Regions from separate parts of the Homo sapiens genome. Here region 2 is linked to region 1. A link is a loop called in an ENCODE intact Hi-C map of the cell type or tissue named here. Cell type or tissue: natural killer cell. All regions are shown on one strand. Each heading gives the region's core, and the rest is flanking DNA. Links, peaks and the distances in the headings are about the cores only. Region 1 overlaps GRK5 (G protein-coupled receptor kinase 5). Region 2 overlaps DENND10 (DENN domain containing 10).

Region 1 (2,907 bases), core at 225-2,724:
CAAGGCTGTGGGAACCCGTGGTCCCCTCCCTTGCCTTTCCTCTCTTCGCTGACAGAACAAGGGGCCGGCAGAGGACATGTCAGGTGTGTCTCAGAGACCTGGGGGAAGATGGGCTCAACATGACCTGCTTCTGGGGTGACACCTCTGCTCACTCACTTATTCAAGCATTCACTCGTTCACAGACATGTCAGAGGTCTGCTGTGTGCCAGGCACATGTCCTAGGCACTGATGAGCAAAATGGACGTGGTCTCTGTCCTCTTGGGTGGAAGCCCCATAAAGGCATAAGTGAAAATTTGCTGACAAATTTTGATAGCTGCTTTTTCAAAGCCAGACACTGACTGAGGAGTGGTGGGAGAGAGCTGTGTGGGTATGACTTGGATTGATTGATTGGGGATGATCAGGGAAGGACAAGACCCTAAGACCTGAGGACTTGGCCGGGTGAAGTAGGGGCAGCAATAAAGTGCCACTCCCCGGGAGACACGTGTAAGTGCCCAGAGCAACGTCATTTGAGAGGTAAAAACCTGGAAGACCTAACCTACGTGTCTCTCAACAGGAGAGTGGATGGAGGAATTATTTTGACAAAACCTGTGGGTATGCAGGTTTAAAGAAATTTTGTTCCCATTCTGTAAGCTTGAAATGTTTCATTGCAAAAAAGTGATTCTGGAAATGTGTATCTAGCAGAGGAAATGACATATGCAAAGGCCCTGAGGCAGAAAATAACTCCCAGTGAGGAAGCAGGTGACGGCCTGACCACTGTACTTCCGGTATCTCTGCTCTCAGCCACCCCTGAGACCATGGAAAGGCTCCGTGTTGAGCCCTTGGAAGGCCTCCCTGGGAGTCCTGGGTGTCAGCTGGAGGACTGTGTGATGGTGAGGGAGTTGAACCACTGGGGCAGTGCCCGCCTGGGCTGGATTTGGGGGAGGGGGGAGCCTTTTGGATGAGTCAGTCCTCTCTGGTTGGAAACAGCAGAGTCTAGTTGAGGCTCTGCCAAGGACCCGTGGTGATTCTTGTCGCCTTTTGTGGAGAAATTTGCCCGCTAACAGGCCATCTGTGTGAGGTGAGTCACTGTTTCCCCCGTTTTGTTGATTGCAGACACCTCTGTGTGAGTCTGTTCAGCCTGAACTGCACACACCGATAAACTTCAGTGCCTGGATGAGCAAGCTTCCTGTGTGCTTCAGCTTGGGGCGCATGTGCGCTTCTTCTAGGATTTTCTGAAACTTGGTCAGGGGCTCCTGGATCATGATTGCAGATTGAGAGCCACTGAGCCATTCCAGGTCCTGTTTTCTGATGTGAAATGGAAGCCCAGAGTGGGGATGTGTCCAAACCCACACTGAGATCACACAGCGAGGGAAGGAAGCCGGGGTCCTGGCTGACACTTGCGGGGCAGAGCACCTTCTCTTGGCCCCGAATATGGATTTTGGTGTCCCTAGTCAAGATTTGTTCTGCTGACTTCTCCTGGGGAAAGAGGTGTCACGTCTGCCTGAGCCCCTGAGCCTGGTGGGTGGGGTGTGAGGATCTGGCCGGGGCCGCTGCACCTGCAGGTGTTTCCTGCAGACATTCTGCTGGGGAGCACTTCCCCTCTTCTCCCTCCAGGTGACTCACTGGGTGCAGTGTCCTCTAGCGTCTACTGGGTGCAGGGCACTGGGGAGACATGGGGGATGCTTCTTTGGGCTCGTCTGTACTAGGTATGGTTATAGGGTACTGGGGGTTGCCTAAAAAAATGCTGTGTGACCTTGATGGCTCACTTTTTCTCCCTGGGCCTCTGTGTCTCCAGCCGTCAGTGAGGAGCAGGCGTGGGTGATCAGCAAGGTTCCTCTCAGCTCTGATGTCATTCATTCTGAGTTAGGTGGAGAGTAGGGGATAATTGCAGCCCTTATTCACTGAACTTTCTTAACTATGCTAAATGCTTTACGTGCATCAGCTCATTGATGCCTATATCTATGTGGTTACAGAGGAGCCAGTTGAAGCACAGAGAGGTTGAGTAAATTTCCTGGAGTCACACAGCTAGTAAATTACATACCTGGGTTTAAACCCAGGCAGTCTGGCCCTGGAGCATGCAGTCTTAATCACTGCATGATTAAGGCTGAATCATGGTCCCCTAAAGATGTCGTATCCGAATCCCTGCAACTTGTGAATATGTTACCTACCTGATAAAAGGGCCTTTTCAGATGTGATTAAGTTAAGGCTGTTGAGATGGAGAGGTTATCCAGGGATATCAGGTGGGCCTGATTAGAGGGAGAGTGGACTGTGCCTGTGAAAAGGAGTTCAGAGTGATGCAGCTTGAGAAAGACCTGACCAGCGACTGCTGGTTTTGAAGGTGGAGGAAGGGCCATGAATTGAGCCAAGGAATAGAGGTGGCCTGTAGATTCTCCCCTGGAGTCTCCAGAAGGCACACTGCCCTGCCGACACCTGGATTTAGCCCGGTGAATCTGATTCCAGACTTCTGACTTCTAGAACTGTAGGATAATACATTTGTGTCTATAGCACTCCATTTGTGCCGTTAATAACTTGTTACTGAAGCAAGAGGAAACTCATGCAGCCATGCTCTACTCTGGTCTCCTGGTGGCGAGCCCTCCTTTCTGCATACACACTGGATTTTGAATTCTGAGGGGTAACAACCTCATCTTGCCAACAGAGCCCTCCTTGGCCATTTCACAATTCAAGAAGCATTTTCTAGGAAGCCTTTTAAAGCCCCACTGCCTTGCCCCAGCTTGCTCTGTTGTGTCACAGGAATGAGGTGGGGAGAGGACAGAGGGAAAGGGTCATGGGGAACCTGGGGCCCCAGCCTATACCCTGCCTCTATGAGGCTCCATCTGAGCACCCACCTCTCCAGGCATCGTCCTTGGTCCCCTGGGAGTGGGCACCCATGGCGGGTCTGCACTGTATGCCCAGTGCGCCTTTGTAGGC
Region 2 (2,907 bases), core at 267-2,766, 170 kb before region 1:
AGCTGGTCTTGAACTCCTGACTTCATGATCTGCCTGTCTTGGCCTCTCAAAGTGCTGGGATTACTTACATATGTGAGCCACTGCGCCTGGCCTAATTTTTGTATTTTTACTTGAGACAGGGTTTCACCATGTCGGCCAGGCTGGTCTCGAATTCCTAGCCTCAAGTGATCCACTGGCCTCAGCCTCTCAAAGTGCTGGGGTTACAGGCGTGAGCCATCATGTTCTAAAACAACACATATTTATCTCACAGTTTTGGCGGATCAGGAATGACTTATGTAGAGGTAGTTTGGCTCAGGAAGTTTCAGTCACGATATCCCAGAGCCACAGTCATCTGAAGGCTCCACTGGGGCTGGAACATCCGCTTTCAATGTGCATGGCTGTTGGCAGGAGGCCTCAGTTCCTTCTGCCATGGGCCTCTCCATAGGGTTGCTTGAGTGTTCTTACAATATGACAGCTGGCTCCCCAGGAGTGAGTGACCCGAGAGAGAAAAGGAAGTCACAGTGCGTTTTATAATCTTGCCTTGATAGTCACCATTACTTCCTCCATATGCTATTTGTTAGAAGCAAATCACTAAGTTTAGTCAACACTTGAGAGAGGAATGTCTCCACCTCTTGAAGAAAGGAGTATCAAAAAATATGTAGGCGTTTATCACTACACAGGGTTAAATGTGACTCCAGTATGGAAAATCTTTTTGAAGCATGTCTTAGTAAGCATAAGGGAATGAAGCTGTTCTTAGAGCTAATGATCAGGAAAGGGTGTACTAGTGTTAGAGTGGCATTCTTAGACATTCTAAATTGTTCCAAATTAGGCCGGCCATGGTGGCTCACGCCTGTAATCCCAGCACTTTGGGAGGCCAAGGCGGGTGGATCACGAGGTCAGGAGATCGGGACCAGCCTGGCTAACACGGTGAAACCCCGTCTCTACCAAAAATACAAAAAATTAGCCGGGCGTGGTGGCAGGCGCCTCTAGTCCCAGCTACTCGGGAGGCTGAGGCAGGAGAATCAGTTGAACCCGGGAGGCAGAGCTTGCAGTGAGCCGAGATCGCGCCACTGCACTCCAGCCTGGGTGACAAAGCAAGACTCTGTCTCAAATAAATAAATAAATAAATAAATTGTCCCAAATTACAGCTACATAAAGTAGAAAAGATTGGCTTAAATGCGTGTTGAGCACTACTCAGGTAGTGGTTTTAGATGGGATTACTGATTAACAGCTTTGTTTTGTCACTTATCTTTCTCCTAAAAGTGGGGGCAGCTGAATGCTGACTCATTGGGAATTGTTAGATTCGATTATGTGAGGTTTTATTGAAAAATTCAAATTAATAGAACCATAACTGGCTTTCCTTTAATTCGTTTTAAAATTGCAAACATAATGCATGCTCATGATGAAAAATTCAAACTATGGGGTCAGATCTTTACGAAATAACTGCCTTTTGCAAAGCGAAAGTGAAAGAAAACTGGCTGTGGCTAGGGCCACTTAAGCAGCTGAAGCATTAGGACCAGAAAGGGTGGCCATCTTCCTGCTGCCCTGTGTTGCTCTGTGTCTATAAAAATGGGCTCATCCTAATCCGCACCAGTTGAATGGAGTCTGTCTCTTGAAGTGACAAACAAGTTTCTGTTAACCTCCTCAGTGCAGACAGTAGCAATGTATGTAACCAGGCTAACTTAGGTGGTTTCCTTTGCTCATTTCTAAGAATCTAAACGAATTGAGCGCCCAGCTGGCTTCTGCAGAACTGACAGGAAGCTCCTCTTTCACAATATTCCCGCCAAAAAGATACATTTCTTAACTGTAAAGAGCTGGACTAGAACGTCAGACTCTTGGCTTATAGTCATGACTTAGTTGTAGTCAGAATTGTTCATTATGCTTTGTCTGGGAAGAAAAATAAAAATTTTGGTCAGGTGGGTGTGAAGGGGAAATCTGGTTTGGTGTGATGTGTTTTTATGTTTGCCCAGAAGTATAAATCACGATTATATTATGCCTTTCCTCCCAGCATGTTGTCATATTTGTGTCTAGTGATAAAATGGACATGTGGGAGGTTATCAGCTGCTTTTTGAAAATTCCCTCAGTGTGGTCTTCCAAGTTTTCAGATAGATGGCATGATTATTTTTTATGTCGATTTCTAAATATTCACCTTCTTGATCTCACCAGAGGCCATGGCAATGGGCAAACTGCACAAAGAAATGGGTCAGCTAATTGTTCAGTCTGCAGAAGATCCAGAGAAATCAGAGAGCCACGTTATACAGGTAACTCCCTCACCTTCTGACTTACTGAAAGTCCTGACCCGGTGTCGCTGGGTGGTGTGCGGCAGAGCTGTGCACATAAGCAGAGTGGGGGGCTGTGGTAGAGGCCAGCGGGCAGGTGCTTAGAGAGGGTTTACAGACGGCCACAGTGATGATGGACAAGCAGGTGCAGGCTGGCCTGATCTAGTTAGTTACTGGGCTCGAGGGCAGGTATACACAGGGGCTGGTGCTGACACCGACCGCTGGCAATGAGAAATGTAACTACCAAGTGGTCTGGAAGGCTTTTCTGGGCCAGCCAGTGCATTCTTTCTTCCTAGGAGAATTTCCCTGGAGGAACAAATTATAAAGGGGAGGTTGTTGCTGAGCATGGGGAACTAGATTGTCAAAATTTTGCTTTGCTTGTCTCCAGGACAACAGAAATCATGCAGTCAGACTCCTGTCCCACTTAGTGACTGTTGCCACATGCCGCAGAGCCAGCTCCTTGCTGGTGTCTACCTGGCATGCTGACCAGCGTCCATGTGGCCCAGTGGGCACCTGCTCTGCCCTTGCCAAACTGGGATGGCAAATGGGTTTTATTTCTTGTGCTTTCCACGTGGTGGCCTGCAGCCCGCCCAGCTCCTTGCATTTGGCCTGTTCCCAGCTCCTTGCTCCTCTCCTGAAGGATACACTT

What was found. Hi-C counts contacts between places; a loop is a spot of excess contacts. Peaks named below come from ENCODE experiments on the same cell type or tissue, not always from the same donor. Only the 100,000 strongest peaks of a DNase experiment are listed, where the experiment ranks them.
Region 2: it touches region 1 in a loop (2.7-fold over the local background); 2 of 110 quality-filtered maps call a loop at or near these places.

The regions. Positions count from the first base shown.
Region 1 is chr10:119,305,207-119,308,113 of GRCh38, forward strand. The region is part of intron 1 of GRK5 (G protein-coupled receptor kinase 5); the gene reads left to right. Among named protein-coding and RNA genes, the nearest start is that of GRK5-AS1, 33 kb to the right of the region's middle. RefSeq lists enhancers at 861-940, 1,351-1,450. In natural killer cell, for the core only: a CTCF peak has its summit at 1,597; DNase peaks (open chromatin) are centred at 1,075 and 1,585; H3K4me3 peaks cover 313 bases; H3K27ac peaks cover 1,886 bases.
Region 2 is chr10:119,130,370-119,133,276 of GRCh38, forward strand. It overlaps DENND10 (DENN domain containing 10), which reads left to right. Exons shown (of 9, transcript NM_207009.4): 8 at 2,146-2,240. Among named protein-coding and RNA genes, the nearest start is that of DENND10, 28 kb to the left of the region's middle. In natural killer cell, for the core only: no CTCF peak of the experiment used is centred there; a DNase peak (open chromatin) is centred at 1,622; H3K4me3 peaks cover 751 bases; H3K27ac peaks cover 2,259 bases.